Linked DNA regions of Mus musculus: region 2 is linked to region 1. A link is a contact called in ENCODE Hi-C or POLR2A ChIA-PET data. All regions are on one chromosome and are shown on one strand. The core of a region is the stretch at or near the end of the contact, and the rest is flanking DNA. Distances in the headings are between cores, read along the strand shown. Region 1 has its middle 70 kb from the start of Fam13c. Region 2 has its middle 22 kb from the start of Fam13c.

Region 1 (6,261 bases), core at 193-2,692:
GAGGGAGGGAGGGAGGGAGGGAGGGAGGGAGGGAGGGAGGGAGGGAGGGAGAAAGAAAGAAAGAAAGAAAGAGAGAGAAAGAGAGAGATGTAGTTAGGATCCATGCTAGATTTCTAGGAAAAATCTGACATTTAGAGTTATCTATCATCAACCTAAAAAAATGATTTGTGGTTCAGAAAAAAATTGGTTCCGGAACATACAAACATCCCCAGACGACAGTTGCTGGCTATAGAATGATGCCACAGGAGTACTGGTCTCCTTCACAGTTACTTGGCTGCTATAGACGAAGCAAAAATTAATCTGCCATGTTTCGTGGCCTGAATGTTACACCCAAAATACCCTTTAATATAATAACCTGTGCTCTAGGCCAAAGAACAGGAGATAAAAGAAGGTCATTAGCTCAAATACTAAACGATAATGGAATTTTCTTCTTAATAAGATTTTCTGATTACCCAAGGCTCAGACAGAACCAACTTTGGCAAAAAACCAACTTTCTGAAATGTCTCAGTCATTCAGAAGGGTACATGGCAGAGAAAGCTGCTTCAAAGTTCTACGGTCAGCATTACATACACTAATATGTGCGTGCACATTGGAATGTGAGTGAGTGAGTGTGTGTGTGTGTGTGTGTGTGTGTGTGTGTGTGTACGCGCGCATGACATGAACTACTTCAAAACTGTTTCCTAAAAGGATCCCAGCTCTGTTTCGGGTTGGAAATGGCTACTTAATAAACAAATCTGCCTGCCTGGTTTGTGCCAGCTTCCCTATCTGGTACGATTAGTGCATCCAGGTTGTTGGTTTGGTGCTGTTTGGTTTTTTTTTTCTTTTTTTTTTCCAGACAGCTTTTCTGAATTCTAGATGTTTATTCTTATTCTATATCTCTGTCTGGTGTTTGTGGGAGGCATTTTTGTGCCCTGAATAAGAAACGCCATCTGGGGTTTGTTTCTTCAGTTCTGTTCGGAAAGAACATCTCTGGCATTTAAATCTCAAACTGCTGAGTTGTTCTCTGGCTGCTTCTGATAGAAATCTAACAGGAGTTAGGGCCATGCCCCCCCTCCCCCCCCCACCTCCCGCCCCTCATGGGTGTTTCCTAATCTGAGGTTCCATGGCTGCCCCATTAACCAGCTTGAACATCCATCCTCTAACCAGGTTAGCAGGCTTCCCGTCTCTCTGATAGGCTTGCAGACAAACACGCTTTAGAACAACTGACCCTGGCTCTGCCTCCAGCCCATGGTTACATGTGCTTGCTTGTAAATTTCCAGCCACTACACTTGAAGCCACTTCCTCAAGGTACAGAAAAGCTGTTATTTTCCATTAGTCTAAATGCCTCAAGACCAGGGCAGGAGCAGGCATGGTCCCACTTGGTTTTCTGTATACTTTATACAGACTTGGAAGATTTTCAATGTATTTCTGTCTCCAGACTTCCAGGGGAGGCTACCCCTATGATCTAATTGTGATCAGGGTGCCAATGTTCCAACTCACCACCAGTAGACCTCAGGAGGCAAACACGTGAGCCTCGTCTTCAATTAGCCTGCCAGAGATCGGAACCCATCCTTCCCTGACTGAGTCACGAGCACCAACAATAGAACCTCTGCTTCCAGGACTTTCATTTGAAGAAGAGTTTAAACACCAAAAAGTGAATGTTGAGGGCTTAGATGCTGTCATCCCATCCTTACAACAACAACAATAACAAAAATATTCTGAACCCACAAAAAAATCAATGACATTTCTTAGACCATCGAGGATCTGAGATCCCAGAGCAGCCACCACACTGAAATCTGAAAAGACTGTAGACAGAAGACACAGCCCAGGGTGCCTCCATGAGCAGAAGCCACCTGGGCCATCAGTTCAGGTTTCTAGATAAAGTTCTCCAGGCTGTATGTACACTGCTCTGAGAATCAGGGATGGGGTGAAGTGTGTGTGGGGGGGGGGGATGGTTTCCATCCCAGAGATGCCATTACATCAGGGAACAGCCATTTAGGAAACGCACTCATTTCATAATGAATATCAAGACAATCACACTAACAATACACACTGAGGAAAGATGGAAGCAACCACTTTGAAATACATTCGCTGTGCCTTCCACAGCAAAACCCAACCCTTCCATGACGGGGACTCCAGCAGACCCTAGTTTACCTTGAGTGGAAGAGATACTGTCTGACTCCAGCCCTTTTTGAATTTGTGTTTCATGCAAGGGATAAAAGAACAAACAAGCCCAGGGGTTCATACCTCATGGGTAGAGGTCTGCTGAAATTGGAGAAAATCTTTTGTTGTTGTTGTTTTTAGAGACAGGGTTTCTCGTTATAGCCCTGGCTGTCCTGGAACTCACTTTATAGACCAGGCTAGCCTGGAACTCAGAAATCCGCCTGCCTCTGCCTCCCGAGTGCTGGGGTTAAAGGTGTGCACCACCACGCCCGGCCTGGAGACAAGTTTAAGATAGTGGATGCTGCACTCCCCCACCTGTACAGCCTCGCTAGTTTTTAAACCTACTTTGAGTATAAGTCATAGACTGGAACCGGTGACCAATGGCTTGTGTAGCAGAAAGACCAAAGACTGCCTCGGCCAGGTGACCAGAGTTAACGTCAGCATTGATGACTTCCGGTGACTGTGGGTATTTTGATGAGCTATGACGAAACGGTGCCTCCTGCCTGAGCTTCCTTTCCGTAAACTAGACAGGGCACCAGCAAATGTCAGCGAGGTGGTAACGGACCATTCTACATAATGCTTGACCTCGTACATGTCTGTTGTATTTTATATAAAGATAAGAGAAGCCAGGTATGTGTCTGATGGAGGTGCGGTATGGTGTGGGGGAAGGGGATGCTTCTGCAGGTCCATGCAGGTTCCCCCTGAGGTAACAGCCACAGGACAGCATAATACAGAATGGAGTTTATTTGACGCGTGGGAAGGGGAGTTAAGGGGGTAGTAGAGACTGAGAATGGCAGAGAGAGATGGGGAGTAGAGAAGTAAAGGCCAGCCATGAGCACATGGAGAGAGGGGGAGGAGAATGGGGAGAGAGGGGATAGAGGGTAAGGGTGCAAGGGCAAGGGGAGAAGAGAGCAAAAGAGAGAGGAGGGGTGAGCAGCCCCTTTTATAGTGAGTCAGGCACACCTGGCTATTGCCAGGTAACTGTGGGGCGGAGACTAAATGCCAACAGTATCTAGGTTCCCAGAACAACAACAACAACAACAAACCATTGTCACAGCCAAAGGAAGACACAATGGCTGCAGGTATCACAGGGTACTGGGATATGAAAAGACTGTTAGTAGCTAAACATGCTTGCAATAAGTTAAAGGCTGGTTTAAAACTGCATTCTTTTCTACTGTAAAACAAAACGGTAACACACTGATAACAAGAAGGTGACAGTACACACCTGTAATCCTGTAATCAGCAGGAGATGCTGAGGCAGGAGGATATCAGGTTTGAGGGGTACCTATGCTGCATTGCAAGACCTTGTCTCAAATTCAGGGGTGGTGTGTGAAGAAAACACTATGTTAAAAAAAAAGATTAAGGAACAGAAATAAACTCTGGGGTTTAGTTAATAAGAGCATCGATACTGGTTCCTAAAGAGTAATTCTAAAGCAGGCTGTCAATCAAGTAAAACAGGCGTAGCTATCACAGCTCTTCTGTGAATTGCAAGCCAGTTTAAATCCTTTTTTTATTGTAAAAGGAAATGTTAGCACCTTGAGGACTGGAAAATTAACGTGCTTGGATTAGTTGGTTGGTTGGTTGGTTTTGTTTTTTCTGATATCCCCAACTTTTTAGTCTCAAAGGGAGAAAGTGTGCATGTAGAAAGAAAGAAAAAAGAAAAAAGAAAAAAAAAAGACGCTGTTCCCTAAAACCAACACAGTAGCAAGCAAGATGAAAAACGCAGCTTAAGCTTCCAGAGGATTTCAATTCAGCTTAAAGTACAGAAACAAATGCCGCCGTGCATTAAACTAACCTGAAAGGTTTCAAGTGTACCCTTCAAAAGTTGTGTTTATTCCAAATTCACCTGGAAGAGGCGTGGATTGCCACCTGTCGACTTAGCCCTGTGCCTCATCAGTGTATAACGTCACTGGGTCCTGTCGAATGGGGTGTGCGGCAAGCAGAAAACACAACAGTTGGGCCAGATCCCAAACTGGAGAACAGAGCTGAGTTATGGGAAAGGGGGTGGGGGTGGGGGACACAAAAAAGGAAGAGGGAGGGGGGGGTTAGAAGGGACTTCTGGCTGAGGTGGCTCATCACCTGAGACCAAAGGCTTCCCAGGAACTCCAAGCCTTCCCAGGTGAGAAGGAAGCTCTTTGCAGCCATGTTCCCTAGCAAAGCAGGCTGTGTGGGCAAGGCCCTGACTTCCATGGAAGGACTGTGTTTGTGAGCTGCCCGAGTAAATAGACATCTTCTAAAGGAACTGCAGACCCCACCGCCCTGTGTTTCCAGCGTCACTTGCGCACCCCAGTGGGGCAAGCTGTAGAGTTCTTAGCCAGTCCTCTGCAGTAGATATGAATGCTTTCAGACTCCAGCATCAGGCTTGGAACTTCAGCTACGGGGCTGAGGCAGGGAATCGTGAGTTCAAAACCAGCCTAAGGAGCTCAGTGAGACCTTGTCTCAAAATAAAAACAGGAACATCAAAGTGGAGCTGGGAATACAGAAGGCTTGCTCAGTGAGAGTGTGCTGTTCAGTCTCCAGCAGAAAATAAATCCAAACACAAAAACCAGAAAGGAAATCTACTCAAAGTTTGGACTAAGCGTCTACTATTTTGTTCCATAAAACAAACTTGGATGCTGTTGACAAAAAGGTACTAGTCTACACTGAAATAAACTACAAAGGTTTTGGGGGACATTAGAATAGGAGTTTATTACAGTCCTGGGCTGGTGTAGAGCAGGCAGGCAGCCATTCAGGAGTCAGACTCCAGTTGCCCTGTGGCGCCATCTTGCTTTAGGGCGGTAAAACTACTCGCTTTGGGAACCAGGCTGAAAGCCCGGGAAAGTGTCCCTAGCTGCTTCAAAACAGCAGCTACAAGTCAGCTCACACTGCACCAGCAAAGCCCGCAGGGCTGGGGAACATGGTCCCCAGGCTGGGCGCATGCTCATTAGCTGGGCAGCACCTGCCAGCCACTAGCCTGCACCACAGAGCCAGAAGGTATTCCTTCGGGGGGAGGGGGGGGGAGCCATCTCAGCCACCCTGGGGAGATGCAGAGCCTTAATGACAATCTGACTCCTTCTCAGACTCTGGGGAATCCAAAGCATAAGGCAGAAAGAATTTACTTCTAATTTCACCCCCTTGGAGCAGAAGTTACAGTAACTGAAAGAACCTGGAGAAAAAGCATAAAAGCTTTACACTAGAATCTCCCAAAGTACTGCCTGGGACAGAAGGCCAAAACTAGCACTTGCTGCCTTTCTGCCACAGAACACAGAATGCAGAACTATTCTGTGCAGAAATGACAATGTAACCTCCACCCCCCAATCTCCAGGCCCCTTCCAGCAAAGTCCAGGTTCTGTCCATTCTCATTGTACCAACAAATGCAGGCATCAACTTTTAAAAGTTTCAAGATGGTCTGGTCTTTGGTTCATTTATTTTTATTCTTTGCAGCCGGTGGGAGGCTGGAGGCTGACACAGTGTCTGCTTAGGAGTCGGAAGACATTGTTTCTAGTGGTTGTGGATATCTTGCCCCCTGGGGTTCCAGCAAAGAGCCAGGAAGAGATGTTTGGAGTGGTGGGTTGTTCCATCTGTTCTGTGGGGTTTGTCTGAGACAGCTTACACAGTAGGGGAGCATCCAGTTGTTGCAATAGAATCCCAGTGTGGAGAGATTCCGTTTACTATGTATGATGCTCTCTTGGGTCTGCTGGGGAGATGGCTGCTCCTGTTCACCTGTTCTGCTTTCTTCCTTGATCCAGCAATGGCCTTGGCAGAAAACAAAGGAAAGGAAAGATCGAGGGGAGGCGAGGCGAGGCGAGGCGAGGCGAGGCGAGGCGAGGCAGAAAAAGAGAAAAATCTAGTCTGCCACGCCCACTTTTCTCTTACCCTCACCCATTCCTGGCCAGAGAGTTTGGTATCCATGCACACATTTTCTGGACTCTTACCTTCGTTGTGCTTGTTAATTTTGCCGCTGCCACTGCTGCATTATGCTGAGTTAAACAGAAGATGAGCCAGCAAGATGCCTCCATGGTTAATAGCACTTGCTGCCAAGCATGATGATCTGAGTTCAATTCCCAGGCCCTACATCAGGGAAGGAGAGAACTGACTCCCAAAAGTTGTGTTCTGATTCCCACGTGTGCATGGCATGGC
Region 2 (5,576 bases), core at 1,069-3,568, 47 kb before region 1:
TTTCCTCTCTGTGGCTCTCTCTCTCTGAGACACACACTCCCGTCCGGATTCTAGGCCCACCTTCCCATCTTTTCTACCCAGTCCTAAGCCCCAGCCATTTATTGACCAATTAGGAATTAATGGGAAACAATCTCTACAGAACATTGGCTAATACAGTGCCCCAATATAAGGTTACAGTCTGGATAGGAGCACAGAACTCGGCCTCTGAATACACAGCACTCAAGACTAAGCCTGATGTCGGGGAAATGGGCCAGGAAGGAGCCAAACATGTATTTGCCCCCTTTTCTGTGTCTATGGACTCAGGGCCATGTCCTCCTTTGATGGCCGTGTGACTTCTGAATAATGGGACATTTTTCTGTCCTTCACCAGAACATGCTTTGTGTCACTGAATCACATCTTTTTGTTTGTTTGTTTGTTTTGTTTTTGTTTTTCGAGATACGGTTTCTCTGTGTAGCCCTGGCTATCCTGGAACTCACTCTGTAGACCAGACTGGCCTCGAACTCAGAAATCTGCCTGCCTCTGCCTCCCGAGTGCTAGGATTAAAGGCGTGCACCACCACGCCTGGCTTCTGAATCACATCTTGCTGTTTTCCATCTTTGATCATCTTCCTTCTCACCCTACCCACCATCAACTAATACTTCCTAAATAAAGTTGCAGCATTTAGTTTTCCCTTTATGCCCTGCTTGCCAGGGAGAGTTGAGTCTTCTGAAATAGTCTGGTGATTTGTGGGTAGCAGTACGACTCTGGAGTTAATGAATCCTTAGGATTCACTCAACAACTGACTATTAAACAAATCAAAATGAGGACCGGAGAGAGAACTCAGCAGTTAAGAGTGTTTGCTGCTTTTGTAAAGGACCCAAGTCCTGTTCCCAGTACCCACACCAGTCTATCAAAACCTGCTACTCTAGTGCCAAGGGGTCTGACACCCTCCTCTGGACTCTGTGGGTATCCGTATTTACACTTACAAAGACATACACACACCACACTTAAAAATAAACCTTTAAAAAATGTAAGTTATGCCGGGCAGTGGTGGGGGGTGCATGCCTTTAATCCCAGCACTTGGGAGGCAAAGGCAGTCCGATTTCTGAGTTCGAGGCCAGCCTGGTCTGCAGAGTGAGTTCCAGGACAGCCAGAGCTACACAGAGGAACCCTGTCTCGAAAAACAAAACAAAACAACAACAACAACAACAAAAAAATGTAAGTCATATTATACATCTTAATAGTAGTTAAGTAACATCTTGCAAAAATATTTAGGGAATATTCAAGAGTACTTAGATAAAATTCTTGGCTATCTGGTAATTATAACCCTTACGCTTCAAAACAAATTGAAAACTTTGAGCCTGACCCTACAGATCAGCACAGAGAATATACTGCAAGCTGCCTCTTCAGCGTCTAAAAACTGATCAGTGTCTTAAGCAAAATCAGTGTCTTAAGCCTTAGTCATGATCACATGATCTTAAGCACAGAAACATTATGACCTTGATCTGCCTGAGATCCCTCCAAACAAATCTGTCATCTGTCTCCTCTTAAGGTGACAACTTTCAGGTTATAGTCTAAAATATTCCTGAGACCTAAAGGCTTTCCTGATAGGGACTCAGGCTTGGATGCCTCCTCAGAATTCATCTGTCAAAGTGCCCGTCCCCAGAAGGGAGGGCATTGGGAGTCTTCATAGGTGAGTGGGTCCAACATTCACTCATCTTGGAATGAACCCCATGAATGGAATACAAGATATCAGAAAGCTAACTCTCTCTCTCCACCTGAAAGGACATAAGAAACTGGCCATCTGCAAACCAGGAAGATGGCCCTCACCAGGAGGTTGTCCTGTTCCCAGCCCACCATAACTATGTCAAATACAGTGTTTGGTTTGAGACCTTTTGTTAGGGCATACTTGCGAAGATGAATATATCGGCATTGGTAATTCGCCACCCCCCCCCATCCAAACTAGACATGTTCTTCTCTTTAAATGAATCTGTAAAAGCATAATTAGAGAAGAACAAAAAAGGCTCACAGAAAAACCGAAGCGTAGTCACCGCGTTTGAAATCTTCTCTAAACAAGCTACTGAAGAAATAAACTTCCTGTGAGCCTCGGAATCGCTAATGTGTGCTTTCCAAATACCTTAGGACTGGGTCCCATGGAAACAGGACTTAATCGCTTCATCCAAAGCCACAGTTAGAGCATATTCTGGTCAACCGGAGGAACAAAAGAACCATCTGCAGCGCCTTAATTATATTTGCCCCAAGAGTTAATTTAAATTTGTTTAGTGTATTATGCAGAGGGAAAGAAATTTATCTAAAAGTCACAGCTTTCCCCAAAGCCGGGGCTCACAGAAGTCAAAGCACACATTTGCTCACTTACACCCCAACCACGAAGAATTCTATAATTAGAGATTAGCCAACTGCAATCATTTCTGATGCCTCAAACAGCTGGAACAGGCTGATTTCATCTGTGTGGCAGGCTAGGATGCCCTAGTTTTTAACAGCATAGTGAGATGAGTGTGCAGAAACGATCACTATTCCCCATCCAAATCACTCAGATTTTTTTTTTTTTTTGTACCTAAGATGTGTTCCTCCCTCTACCTTCATATCTCCCCCATGTAAAACATTTCTATTACCATGTAGCTGCTGGGTGAGATGCTTAGACAGGCCTTCACACTGAGTTCAAGTTGGACAGCATTAGGACAGGTTCTTCTGAACTAAAGCCTACATTCAACCCAAGTATAAAAATATCTATGCCGGACCAGTGGTGGCACACACCTTTAATCCCAGCACTTGGGAGGCAGAGGCAGGTGGACAAGGAAGAAAGAGGAAAAAAGGGAGAAGGGACTGGGGAAGAGAAGGGAGAGGAGAATGTCTTTATTTCCAATTAATATTATCAGAAAGGAGATAATAATGAACAAAAGAAATTTTTGGAAAGAGGGATACTTTTAAATGGGAACATCTAAAGAACAAGAGAGAAATTCCTTACATTCAAATATGTTTGATGGTTTGTATATGCTTGGATAGGAAGTTGCATTATAAGGAAGTGTGGCCTTGTTGGAGTGGGTGTGTCACTGTGGGGGTGGGCAATATGACCCTCCTCCTAACCACATAGAAGCCAGTCTTCTCCTAGCTGCCCACAGAACAGGAGGTGGAACTCTCAGCTCCACCAGCGCCATGCCTGCTTGGATGCTGCCATGTCTCACAGCATAATAACGGACTGAACCTCTGAACCTGTAAGCCAGACCCAATCAAGTATTGTCCTTTGAAAGAGTTGTCATGATCAAGGTGTCTCTTCTCAGCACTGGAAACCCTAACTAAGACAGAGACCTTCTCATTTAAGCCACCACACATGGGACCTGGCTTTATATGTCATTGTTTGCACAAAGTACCCAAAAAGGTATTATTACTCAACCACGTTTGCTACAAGGATGGCATCAAGCCACTGAAAAGCTCCCTCCCCACCCCAACTCCCCCAAGATCTGGCAACTTCCATATTTTAAAACTACTAGAACCAGAGTTTCTGGGAATAGAAAACAATCTAGTCTGAGTTACTTGCTAGAGGTCCATACGCTCCCCATTCTGGGGTACATTGCTGACTAATTATTAACAAGCTACCAACTGCCAACAAGGAAAGTAGGCAAAGCCTAGAAAAACATCACACCACTTCCAGAACACAGCTATTTCGGGAATGGAATTATGCTAACTGAAATCGTTTAAATAGTTGACACTGAAAGAAAACAGTGAGCTTTGAGGATTGCCTAGTTGCGACAGCCTGGTTTAAGTTCCTGAGGACCTTATCGGGCAGGTCCAAATGTTCTAGTTATCTGGTCAGTCTGACTCTATGCTCCCCTCCCTTCTTCTGGAAGTCAGCACTGCACATGTGTGTCAAATGTGCATCCGTTTCCCAACTCCTACTAAAACAGGCCCTCAGAAGCACTTTTTGCTTCAAAGCTCTGGCTTCTTGTTTGGCCCCACAAAATAAGTGATCCAGGAAACAAAGCTGGGACCTCCACCTCCAGTTTGTATCTGCACTTTGAAGTCACAGAGGAAAGTCATTGTCCTTAACCTTGACTTACCTTGAATTCTAGGAAGAGCAATCTCACCCCATAAACTCCCACCCTGTTAAAAAGGACCATTACATACATGAGTTTAGAAGCCATATCGTCTGTGACTAATGGATCAACAATTTATCAGTATATGTGTGTATGGAGGCAGAGGTGTCTTTCTCTATTGAACTCTGCTAATTTTTAAGGCAGATTTTTCACTGACCTTAGAACCCTCCCTTTCATCTAGGCAGGCTGACTAGAAGGCCCCAGAATCCTCTTATCTCCACCTGCCCTACCCCCCCCCAATACCCCATCATGCTTTGGGTGTGGAAGGTCTGAACTCAGGTCCTCATGTCTGAGCAACAAGCTCTTTATCTACTGAGCCATCTACCAAGATCAACTCCATGTCTCTACATTAACAGCACATGGTCTGAAAATGCACCATGGGACAAATCCCTTTAGCAAGAGCATCAAATGAATAAAACACATAAAAATAAGTTAAAAGGAGAACAAAAATATTTTTATGCTGAAAATGAGAAAATATTGAAAGAGATAACGATTGTGTGTTTGGTTTTTTTTTCCCTCTCAACCACTTCCCGTTTTATTTTTTGAGACAAGATATCTATATTGATCCTGGAGCTCACCCATTAATCTAGGCTGGCTGGCCAGTGAGCTTCAAGGATCTGCCTATACACACTAAGACTGTTCCTCACTAGTGTTGGGGTTACCAGTGTGTGTTGCCATAACAAACTTCTACATAGGTGCTGGGGATCTGAGTTCAGACCCCCATACTTGCATGGCAGGCACTTTGTCCACTGAGCCATCTCTCCAGGCTTGGAATTAAGGGTTTAACTAAGTAGAAAGTCCATGTGCTTGGATAATTTATTATCGTCAAGATAGCAATACTCCCGTAGCAATCTTATGGGTTCATTAAAATCGTGTCAAGATCCTTGATGGGGTATTATGTTTGGCATGAATTGACTAGCCATAATTCATACAGAAATTCATGCAGAGGACTTAGAATAGCCAGCAACAACTTGGTGTAAAGAGTGAGCTTGGATTTCTTATACTTCTTGATTGAGAACTTTAATACAATGATACATTCATTGAGATTACTTACAGGTCAATATATAGATCATTGAAATAAAATCGGGCCTTACATTACAAATAATCACATTTATGGTTACTTGATATTCAACAAAGTTGACAATGTCATGTAACAGAAGAGGGTAGCTTTAGGATCATAGGCCTCCTGTACGGAAATCTCTGTGCAATAAGATACATGAGTATGACTAACTTCAGAAGATACCATTTTAAAATATGCGGCCCATTTGTATTGTTATAACATAATGCTTGAGGATGGACAGTTTAAAGCTCAGAAAGATTTGTTTGTCACAATTAAGGAGAATAGTAACTCCAAAGTGTCAGTTAAATGTAGTACCTCTTGAAGGCTATGTCTGTTTTCAAGATGGCACCATTGAATGGCATCTTCTCATTTGGCAAAACAGCAACAATAGCCTATGCCAGAGATTCTCAACCTGTGGGTTGTGA

Evidence for each region. Hi-C counts contacts between places; a loop is a spot of excess contacts on that map. ChIA-PET counts read pairs that join two places held with the same protein, here RNA polymerase II (POLR2A).
Region 2: a map of left cerebral cortex shows a loop between it and region 1 (6-fold over the local background). The contact joins two enhancer-like sites. A Hi-C loop is called at or near these places in 1 of 37 maps with a recorded cell type or tissue (left cerebral cortex). POLR2A ChIA-PET finds 5 or more read pairs at or near these places in 4 of 5 experiments (Patski and embryonic stem cell).

The regions. Positions count from the first base shown.
Region 1 is chr10:70,367,602-70,373,862 of GRCm38, reverse strand. No RefSeq gene overlaps it. Among named protein-coding and RNA genes, the nearest start is that of Fam13c, 70 kb to the left of the region's middle. Within about 2 kb of position 1,442, at least 1 of the 3 ENCODE cell types and tissues checked has a DNase peak (open chromatin) inside an H3K27ac peak, as active enhancers do; it is left cerebral cortex, where a contact is called at or near this core.
Region 2 is chr10:70,416,326-70,421,901 of GRCm38, reverse strand. No RefSeq gene overlaps it. Among named protein-coding and RNA genes, the nearest start is that of Fam13c, 22 kb to the left of the region's middle. Within about 2 kb of position 2,318, at least 1 of the 3 ENCODE cell types and tissues checked has a DNase peak (open chromatin) inside an H3K27ac peak, as active enhancers do; it is left cerebral cortex, where a contact is called at or near this core.